2 separate regions of the Homo sapiens genome follow, and region 2 is linked to region 1. The links are chromatin loops, found by intact Hi-C in ENCODE. Cell type or tissue: HepG2. All regions are shown on one strand. Each heading gives the region's core, and the rest is flanking DNA. Links, peaks and the distances in the headings are about the cores only. Region 1 has its middle 99 kb from the start of LINC02038. Region 2 overlaps OPA1 (OPA1 mitochondrial dynamin like GTPase).

Region 1 (5,386 bases), core at 328-5,327:
AATGAAGATAATTCCATTAATAATGAGATAAAATATAAAACACTCAGGAAAAAATAACAAAAGACATTTATAACTTCCACATTAAAAATCTAAAGCATTGCTGAGAGAAATTAAAGATGACTGAAAACAAATGGAGACTTTTTACCATATTCATGCACTAGAAGACAATATTGTTACAATATCAATTCTGCAAAATTGATTTCTAGACCCAGCACTATTTCAATAAAATTCCCAATAAGGATTTTTGTAGGTATTGAAAAGTTGATTCTAAAGTTTATATGAAAATTCAAAGAACCTACATTATTTAAAACAATCTTTTAAAAGAAAACAAATAGGGAGGACTTATACTGTTTGATTTTAAGACTTACTATGAAATTACTTGTATTTTACTAAGTTTATTGGATAGACAAAATTACCTGATCAAGAGAACAGAATAGAATCTAGAAGCATCTGGTATGTATAATCAAAGTTTGACAAAGGCACCAAAGCGAATCAATGGCAAAAGAAAAGTCTTTTCAATAAATAGTGCTGGAATAACTACACAACCATCTAGAAAAAAATGAATGACAACTCCTATCTCACACAATTCACAAAAACTAATTTGAGATGAATCCTAGATATCAAACTAAATGCTAAAACTATGAAACATCTCCAAAAAAAGCAGAATACTTTTGGCATTTTGGTGTAAGCAGAGATTTCTTAAAAACAGGACACTGAAGCACTAATTATGAAATTTAAAAATTAATGAATTGAACTTTAAGAAAATTAAAATTTTGGGCTCATAAAATTTTAAAAACATGAAAAACAAGCCACAGTTTGTTAAGATGTTCCACTAAGAACTTGTATCGAGAACACATAAAGAACGCCTACAATTCAGCATTAAAAAGAAAAAAAAATTATTTTGAATCACAAAAGAAGACATATCAATGGCCAATAAGCACATGAAAGTATGTTCAACCTCCTTAATCAGCAGAGAAATGATCTCACAGTGATTGAAGTTCTATAAGAAAGATTTTGAATGAGCAATTAAATGGCACACGATGGACAAAATGACAGCAGTGACATACCAAGTGGGGAGGCCTGGTGAGAGCAGTTGCCCCTGGGTACAGGCGACAAGGAGGTAGATCATCTGTAGCAAATTTTAAAACAATAATAAAATCAAATAAAAGTGGTCTGCTTTTTATCATTACCCAGCGACAGCAATTCTTAATAGGGTCAGTGATAACTTGCCCATAGACCCCCACATCCCTCCCATTCGCCCTTGTGCTATATCGAATGTGAGTCTCATTTTCTCCCTTAACATATTCCCTCTCTAAAGCCTTCCAGAAATATGCATTTTTAATGGTTGCATGATACTCCTTATTTTGTTAACAGATCCCTTATTACTGAACACTAATGCTGTTCTCAATTTTTCAATGTTATAAACGACATTAGGACAATATCTCTGTGTTATCATCCTTGACAGTTTTTCAGGATTTTGCCTTGAGAGAGAAATGTCTCCTCTTGATTTTTGATCTTGGAGGAAAATCTTGGACAGTGAACTAGCTGAAAATGTGTAGATGAGAATGTACCTGAGAGGAGGTCAGTAGAACCTGAGATACAGGCTGAGAGTGGCAAGGAGAGCGGGGGAAGGGGAGCAGCCTGGGAGGGCTTCAGGAGAAAGAGGAGCATGTGCAGAGTGGGCCCAGGGGAGAGCAGAGAGAAACATAGTGCCAGGCCCGGCCCAGAACAGAGGTTAGGAGTATAGGAAAGCCACCATGTTCCTTGCGGCTGGGCAGATTTGATCTCTCTGTGCCTCAGTTTCCTCATCTTTAAAATGAGCTTAGAAATAGAACTTAACTCTGTGACCCATTTTTTTTTTCCTTTTTGGAGACAGGGCATCACTCTGTCGCCCAGGCAAGAGTGTAGTGGCGTGAACATAGCTCACTGTAGCCTTGAATTCCTAGGCTCAAGTCATCCTCCCACCTCAGCCTCCCAAGCAGCTGAGACTACAAGTGTGCACCACCATGCCTAGCTAATTTGTGTATTTTTTGTAGAGACAGGGTCTCGCTATGTTGTCCAGGCTGGTCTTGAACTTCTGAGTTCAAGCAATCCTCCCGCCTTTGCCTTCCAAAGTGTTGGGATTACAGGTGTGAGCCACTGCGCCCAGCTTATGTAGATGAATACCTGTAAGCACATAGAAAATTACCCGGCAATACATGTTTGGTAAATAAAAGTGAATGATGGCGAGGCACAGTGGCTCATACCTGTAATCCCAGCACTTTGGGAGGCTGAGGTGGGTAGATCACTTGAGGCCAGGAGTTTGAGATCACCCTGGCCAGCATGGTGAAACCCCATCTCTACTAAAAATACAAAAATTAACCAGGCATGGTGGCACACACCTGTAGTCCCAGCTACTCGAGAGGCTGAGGCAAGAGAATCACTTGAACCCAGGAGGCAGAGGTTGCAGTGGGCCGAAATCATGCCACTGCGCTTTAGCCTGGGTGACAGAGCAAGACGCTATCTCAGAAAAGTGAATGAGGCTTCTGGGTGGAGCCTAAGACAGACAGCACCAAAGTAGGAAATTCTTGCTTAAGAGCACAAAAAATGGAGGCCGCGTTTCCCCTCATGAGGGAAAGTGAGTGGCAATGTTGCCTGAAGCCAGCCTTCCAACAGGGCAAATGCTGCTGGTCTGGTTGGGAAGCCAGCTGCCCTTTATCTCCCTCTGGCCAGTATCTGAAATCAGCTGTGAGAGAGAAATGCAGAACACTAGGAGATAGGAGCAGGCCGCTTTCCTCTTCCATCGGCTCTTCCGGGGCACCAGTCACTGCTTATTAAGCAGTTTATGTCATTAAGCATCTCCCTGGGGGAGCTGGAGAGCCACAGCACAGTGTAGATAATGAAGATCTATTGCATAAGCAGAAAAAGTTCAATGGAAAATGCCTCCTTCTGCGCTCCCTGGCTGCCCTCACTTGAGCCCTGTCTCCTTTTTATTAGCAGCGTGAGAGGATTCAACATTGTTTTTATTTTCTCACTCCTTGTGGGGAAAGACATTGATCCAGGCTTAAGAAGTCTTTCTGCGTCTGTTTCTTTAAACTAAGAATTGGGTTTCACTCTGGGCTAACTGTTCCTTTAGGTACAAGCTGAATGGCTCCCATTGCCAAGGTGAGCCCCAGACACATTTCTGACACAGCTCACTTCCTTTTTAGGGCCCCTAAAGTCAAGGTTAGTGCCTGCTCTCAAGCCCCTCAGGCCAAGGAGACCTGCCCTCAGAAATAAGATGTCTTGAATGGGAACAAAGAGCTCTATCATGCCCTTGGTTTCTTCATGTTTAAAATGCAGAGCAAAGGAGTACATGAGGTCAAGAGCCTTCTAGTCTGAACCTTCTGTGGAGTGGAAGGACACTAATGGGCCAGACAGCTTCTAGATGCAAGGCGGGCTCAGGCCTGGGTGAGGTCAGGACGGGAGACACGGAGAGGAACAAGTTACCTAGCCTCAGCCAGCAGAGTCCCGGGCCAGCCTCACAGCGACGGGAGGTGATTTTGTCACGTTCACTGACCTCTGACTCTTTCCTCAAGGAAGGGTTTGTGTCATGAGTGAACAGAGACAGGTGAAAAGCCCCCTCTAATTTCTAGCACACAGTCCTGCAAGCCTCTGCAGGAAGGAGTTGGGAGCTCTGCGTTTCCCTCTCGTTGGCCTCCTGCCTGCCTGTCTGCCCTGGACCTTGCTTACCAGCTTATCCAAGCTGCATGGAGGTTCAGGGGTGCCATCTGGGTCTCCTCAGCCCAAATATGGGACTTTCAAAATCTCCCCCCAACACAAACACACCCTGCTGTGTTGATTCCGTTCCCGTACTCTCCACTCCATCTCTTCCCATCCACCTTCATATTTGCTCTTAGAACCAGAGCCTGTGACCACGTGAGATACTGTATTGCAGTCACCTGGAGTTTGCTTTACAGGAAAAGTAAACGCCCCCTCCCCTTTTCCTCCTAGTCTCTTTGGTTTAGAAGGATGATGTCATCTGAATAACAGCCTGAAGTAAATGATTAGGAAAAGTGCCCTTCTCTTGAACCCTGTGGACACCATCTAGCTCTGAGACAGAGATTCAGTTAGAAATGCTGCAGCTGGAAAACAATTCACACACCATGCCCATGAAGTGTGTGAAGCTCTGGAAGAAAAGACACGAAGAGGATATTTACGATTGGGGAAGGAAGCATAGCGTGGTACACCTGAATCAGGAGGACTGTGAAGGGCGGCAGTGAGGAGTGAAACCAGAGCCTGAAATTGCCACACTTCCTCCGTGTCTGACTCGGTGCTTCTCAAACTGAGCATTTTCAACATCTTTGACAAAACAATTCAGCCACGGAGGGGAGTCTTGCGCATTGTAGGATGTTTAAGCCAGAATTCCTGGCCTCCACCCACTACATGCCAGAAGTAACTTACCCCAACCAAGATGAGATTAGCCACTGGCATGAAGGAAATAAAATATTAGAACTTCTATGTATTTTTATTTGATTACAAAACATAGAATTTAAGTTTTATTAACATTGATGATGCCCAGACATAATCCAAGACATGTCAGTGAGATGTCTATAACTTAGACAGGTAGACGGAGAAACCCTCATCTGCTCTATCATTCTGAGCTTATTACAGGGCATTGTAGTTCATATTTGTCCAATTAGGTTGGATTCAGTAATTATTTTAAATGGGAGATGGCAAGTAACTGTGAAGATTCTATAAGTCATCTCATGGCAAGGAACTTAGGTACACATTTTTCTCTTACAAAAAACCCCACAAATTATTATAACTTTGCTATTCGTTTGGTGATAGGTAGCTGCCAGTAGTATGCTACCTAGTAGATATTTTTAATATACCCATAATCCATCCTTTCAAAATAAAGGTGACATTTAACAATGAGTGAAAAAGTGACTACGTTTAGAAAGAAACTCGTGCTATGGTATTTCTGGCAAATGACCAGAGAGCCTGAAAAGCCCTCCTGAGATAAAGCATACAGATATTCTGGATAAAATATTACAGGAATACTTTTAGATTCAGAGCTGAGCTGACCTGGAAGTAAGGGAAGTCACCAGGTGCCAAACTGAAGAGGGAGTTCGTGCTGAACCAAAGCTATCCTGAGAGCATCTGCCAATCGCTGAAACAAGCTGGAGTTTTAATGGCCTTGCAGGGAACAGAAGACTAGATATTCAGCCTGAATAAGCTGGAAAATTGGAACTGAGACCCCTAATAAAGTAAGAAGCCTGAAAAGCTACAGTCTCAGTAAAAGGATTTACTGTCCACTGGTAAAGGAAGGTGAAAATGAAACTTATCTGCACAAGGAATTAAATTCACACATTTTTTGTTGACTGGAAACCCCCAGCGGAAGAGTTAACTTAAAAATGGTCTCGTG
Region 2 (5,386 bases), core at 248-5,247, 51 kb after region 1:
CCTACTTATTTTTATATCATTCATTTGCATTTGGAGGCTGAATAATTTGCAGAAAGAAGTCTGCGGAAAAAACTGTAGAAAATGGGAATACAAAGAGGGCAATATCATAAACTACTAGAAAGGTTGACTGTTCCACCCGCAACTATAGCACAGTGGGTTAAACGGGGAAGCTGCAAGGGCCACTTATTTCGTGCTGTGCACTGCCTAGGTACACTGATTTTTAAAATTGAAGTCCTAGCCAAATTAAGTTTGGATATCATCTATTTACAGTTGTTCAGTCTTCCATACAGAGCTTTGTCCACTCCACTCTTTGCAAATTCTGACATAAAAACAAATGATTCTGTGGCTAGTTCGAATTTAACTTCTGTATATTTAGTATCTTTTTGTTTAAATTAGAATCATTTCTGACTTTTGAACTACAGACACAAGACACAGGGTTTACTCTTGAGACTGAATTTTATTTTCTTTCAATAACATCTGCAGTTGATAAATACCTAGCTTTCAAGGAAAAATAAAGCATGCTTAGGATGAGATCAGCTAAAAAGAAGAAAAAAAAACCCATGAAAGAAGCCACATTACTGTGGGGCATGGAGAGGGCGTCAGGACTCTCATGTGGGACTTTTAGTAATATTAATTGTTATCATCTATTCACATACGTTACAATACTGATCTCCTCAAAGAAATGAAGATCTCCCTCCATCTCTTTTTAAAACTTATACAAAGGGATGTGATAACAGTAGTGACTAATATTAGCCTTTTCCTTGGGAGAAATCTGTGGAAATACAGCTGAAGGTCTTTCTTTCTATAGTTGACAGAAGTAAATAAATATGGTCCTGTTTTATTCTTTAGAAATAGATGTGTAGTTGTAATTGTTATGCTTTACAACTGCAAAAATATTCATTAACATGCATTAACCTGTAAGCACTGGTTAGAGGGGTGTACCCAGTAAGGTCATCTCCTAATCTGTGTATAGAACATAATAGAGCTCTCCTCCCTTTCTATTCACTCCTGTCCCTAGACCTAAAAGAAATAAAAAAAGTTCCTGACTATGCATCTACCAGCGCATCTGTGCTGCTTAAGGCTGGACCTACTTTTCTTATCAAACAGTATAAAACAAACATACATTGAATTCCTGGTTTCGGAAGTATTTTTTCATATCCTCAACCGAGCATACCAAGTGTTACATCTTGAGGGATCACAACGAAGCATGCATTGATGTAAAACAATAAAATGGGGAGTAGCAATGGGGCTGTTACCAAAAAGCAACTCCAAGAAAATAAGATTTAGCAAACTGTAAAATCAAAAACATCACACAATGGACACTTTTATTAACAAAGTAAAGGCTTAGTGAAAAGGCAGCAAATGAGATAGACATTTTAAGTAAAGAAAGCATTTCTTTGCTTGAATGTCCTTTAGCCAATTAAAAAATATTTATTTAAAACACATGAAAATGTTGTGAAGGTAGTATTGTAATTAAATTGCAATAAATTGAACTAAATTTTTCTTTATTCAGCTGAGAGGGGGATGGTCAACATTACTTTAATTGTTGAAATAATTTCTATTTAAAATAGTCTTATGAAAGAAAGCCTTTTTCTGATACCTAGTTGAAATGTTTGATAATATTCTAAATGAAATTAGTCAATTGATTATCCTTAATCTTCCTCATCCTGTGTCATAATCCGGTGGCTCTGTCAACAGGAGAAAAACCACTATTAACAGAAAGCCTAACGTAAGTATACAACATCTAAAATAAATCAATTTCAAATGGATATAGAGAGTGAGAAAACAGCAACTGAATCAAATAGGTAAGCTGGTACTGACTTGGCTTCCAAGGCAAATTTCTTCGCTGGCTATGAAGGGTTGAAATTTCTTTCACTGAACGTTACAATCCAAATTAACCTGTTTTAAGGGTTCTTCTGTTACCCATTTTTCTTTCATGTGGTGAATATAAACTGAATTATCATGGTCAAATAGTTTCTGGGAATAGAATACTACAGACACATACAATGATTTAGCAGGCTACTGTGATTTTATATACAATTGATAACTTTAAACAATTGCTATATAAGTTTTATTTCAAAACACCTAGCATTGTATTTCTGGAAAAGAAACTGAACATTGAGCAACCTCAGTTAATCCATTAAACGAGTGCCACCACAAATAAGACAACAAACAGAGAACAAGTTTCTTATCTTCAAGGACTGAACCTAATGGCCATACCAATTATATTATTCCGATTTGTCACTTTAGTACAACAAAATAGGATGTTAATCCATTACCACTGTTCTTCCATTCGAGAGGCAGCTGATGGTTAAAGCGCCCGTAACATACATCGATTATTTTTATCCCATGACTTTATTGTATGTTTAGAAAGGTGGAACAGCAGAAGAAAAAGAGGCTGGACAAAAGACGTTGATGTTTTTGTTCTTCAGATGTATGCAGAGCTGATTATGAGTACGATTCTGTAAAAATAAACCCATTTAACAAACTGAGGTCAGGGGAGATAAATGCAAAATTTCTAAACAAAGTTGATGACTGCATGATCACAACAATGTTGAAGCCTAACCGCTTACCTTTGCTAGTTTTACTAAACTTATATAGTCTATCACCGACCTAACAATATTGGCATAATTTTTTTATCAAACATAAGTTAAAAGCATATACTAAAATTAATTGAAGAAGAATCTGTGTATGACTGTATAGCATATAAACACCTTCAGCAAATATTAGAATAACAATTAATTAGGAATCCTATGTGTTAAAACTATACTTGAGAAAGTATTCCTTAGGGTCCTTGGTAACTTTGATAAAATGGTCAGAATGAAGCAAGGTTACCATTCTGCCAGATTTATTCTTTTAAATGCATCTGCAGGGTACAAAACAGATCATCTGTCCAGATCACAAGATACTTTGTAAAAGTTCACAGAGTCTTAAGTCACAAGGGTTGAAAAGGGTCTTAGAGACTAGACAGGTAGCAGCAACAGCAACTCTGGATGTCACACTGATCAGCTGAGGGGAGAGACACCATTATGTAAAACACTGGCTGGCTTTCAGCTTCCTCATTTTGTTAAAAAAACAGAAATACAGCTTGTCTTTTTAACGGGGCTTCCGGGGCTTTCATCAATTTTTCCCCGCAAAGCACACACAGGTCAGTAAATAGAACTATGATGTAAGCTCTGGTGCTAAAGGGGAGATCAAGGAGGCGCTACAGATGTTTATTTCTAATAGTAAGTATTCACGGTAACCACCATGATTAGGGTGATATTGTAACACTTAATGGTTTTAAAATAAAATATTCATACACAAAAGACATAGAAAACATTTATGAACACGGACACTTATAAAACACAAAAATTATGTTTAGCTTGTGTTAAAGATGATTATGTATTTTTGTATATTTCCATATATCTGTCTTCACTTTTTTTTTGAGACAAGAGTCTCGCTCTGTCGCCCAGGCTGGAGTGCAGTGGCACGATTTCTGCTTACTGCAACCACTACCTTCCAGGTTCAAGTGATTCTCCTGACTCAGGCTCCCGAGTAGCTGGGATTACAGGCATGTGCCAGCACACCTGGGCAATTTTTGTATTTTTATTAGAGACGGGGTTTCACCATGTTGGTCAGGCTGGTCTCCAACTCCTGACCTCAAGTGATCCGCCCGCCTTGGTCTCCCTAAGTGCTGGGATTACAGGAGTGAGCCACCGCACTGGCCTGTCTTAACTTACTAAAGAAACAAATGAAATAAAGTTACAAAGCTTTATTTTCAAGTTTTCTAGGTCTTGTTTCTCTCCTCCTTTGCTGGCACACTGTTCCGAATGATGTACCATGGAAGTTGTACTTCCCTTTCCACCCTGCTTTCTCAAATACATTTTCCTGACAGGAAAGTAGGTAGTTTGGTTTAAGAGCCTTTTCTGAACTGACCTGAACCGAGCGTAGCCAGGGAGGGAACCTTTTACATTTCTACTCCTTCTAGTTCTGAGCCTGCTGCAGGCTGTCTGTAGGGTAAGGGTCACAGACAAAAGTGACAAAATATTTGAAGTGATAATGACTTAACTACAGTATTTTTCTTTCCTCAACTTCTTTTATAAAAGCAAATGCCAGCCTGGACAACGGGGTGAAACCCCATCTCTACAAAAAATTAAAGAAATTAGCTGGGCATGGTGGCATGAGCCTGTGGCCCCAGTTCCTTGAGAGGCTGATGTGGGAGGACTGCTTGAGCCCAGGAGGTTGAGGCTGCAGTGAACAGTGATTGCACTACTGCACTCCAGCCTGGGTGGCAGAGCGAGGTCTCCTCTCAAGCAAGTGACTTACTGATTAAAATTCTTCAGCAACAATTAATTGATTATGCTACTAAGGAAAAGTCCTTAAATATGTATTTTATTAGGAACATGCCTCTAATGCCAGAAAGCAGAATCAGACAAGAAAGTAAATTCAAGGAGTACTAAATTCTAAGGCTATATAAATTAAGTAGGAAAAACACTTATCTAAATGTTTTTAAACAAAAGAGATAAGGATTAAGAACAATTATTAAAATTTTAATTAAGTCAAACAGAAAACTTTCTAAGTTAAATATTTAACATACACATCATTATTGATAGACTATAGGCAAGAAGAATAAAGTAATGTCAACTACAGCTCAATTCTTTACACCTAGAAAATGAGTCACCTGCATATTATACAATATCTTAGCTCTGTGTTCACCTTTGTTCTATTCAAAATGAGTTCTAGAGGATATTCTTAATTCAGCCAGAAGGCAATCAAGTTATTCAAAGCAACGTTATACAAATGAAATTCGGAAGCTAGTTTCAGAGATTCATGCCATTGAAATTACAGCATAAGTGACAAGCAGGATGTAAATGAAGCAGAATGATAAACTATTAAGAAAAGTGTAATTTTGTATTTAGTCAGCACCAATACAGTTAGAGAATTTTTACTCACTTAATTTATTTCTCCTGATGAAGAGCTTCAATGAAAGCATCAAGTTTTTCTTGAATTTCTCTAACTTTCTCTGTGGAGATAAAAATAAAGAAAAACATTTATTTTTCAAAGGTATCACAAATCAGGAGGTAATTATTTACTAAATGGTTGGTATACTTAACTATTTGCGGGAAAAAGAAAAATATGAGTCTCACCATACCACCTTTTACCCAAATAAAGTCCAGATGGATTATAGTAGTAGGTCTCAGACATTTTTTGGAAGTGGGAGGAGAGACTGACTGACCCCTTTGAGGATCTAACAAAAACTCTGGACTCTTAACATGGAAAAAAGCATGTATTAAGTACATGTACAATTATGTAGAGAATTTTAAGGAATTCTCAGATTCTCTGAAGCCCAATTAAGAACCCACAGTTACTAATGTCTGGATCATAGGCAAATATAAAACAATGA

The links. Peaks named below come from ENCODE experiments on the same cell type or tissue, not always from the same donor. Only the 100,000 strongest peaks of a DNase experiment are listed, where the experiment ranks them.
Region 2: it touches region 1 in a loop (1.8-fold over the local background); 3 of 110 quality-filtered maps call a loop at or near these places.

What each region holds. Positions count from the first base shown.
Region 1 is chr3:193,742,783-193,748,168 of GRCh38, reverse strand. No RefSeq gene overlaps it. Among named protein-coding and RNA genes, the nearest start is that of LINC02038, 99 kb to the left of the region's middle. RefSeq lists enhancers at 5,240-5,289, 5,340-5,386. In HepG2, for the core only: a CTCF peak has its summit at 2,848; DNase peaks (open chromatin) are centred at 2,848, 3,508 and 3,938; H3K4me3 peaks cover 2,007 bases.
Region 2 is chr3:193,691,682-193,697,067 of GRCh38, reverse strand. OPA1 (OPA1 mitochondrial dynamin like GTPase) reads right to left here. Exons shown (of 31, transcript NM_130837.3): 30 at 4,936-5,005; 31 at 1-2,462. The coding sequence ends at 4,941. Among named protein-coding and RNA genes, the nearest start is that of OPA1-AS1, 67 kb to the right of the region's middle. In HepG2, for the core only: no CTCF peak of the experiment used is centred there; a DNase peak (open chromatin) is centred at 3,107.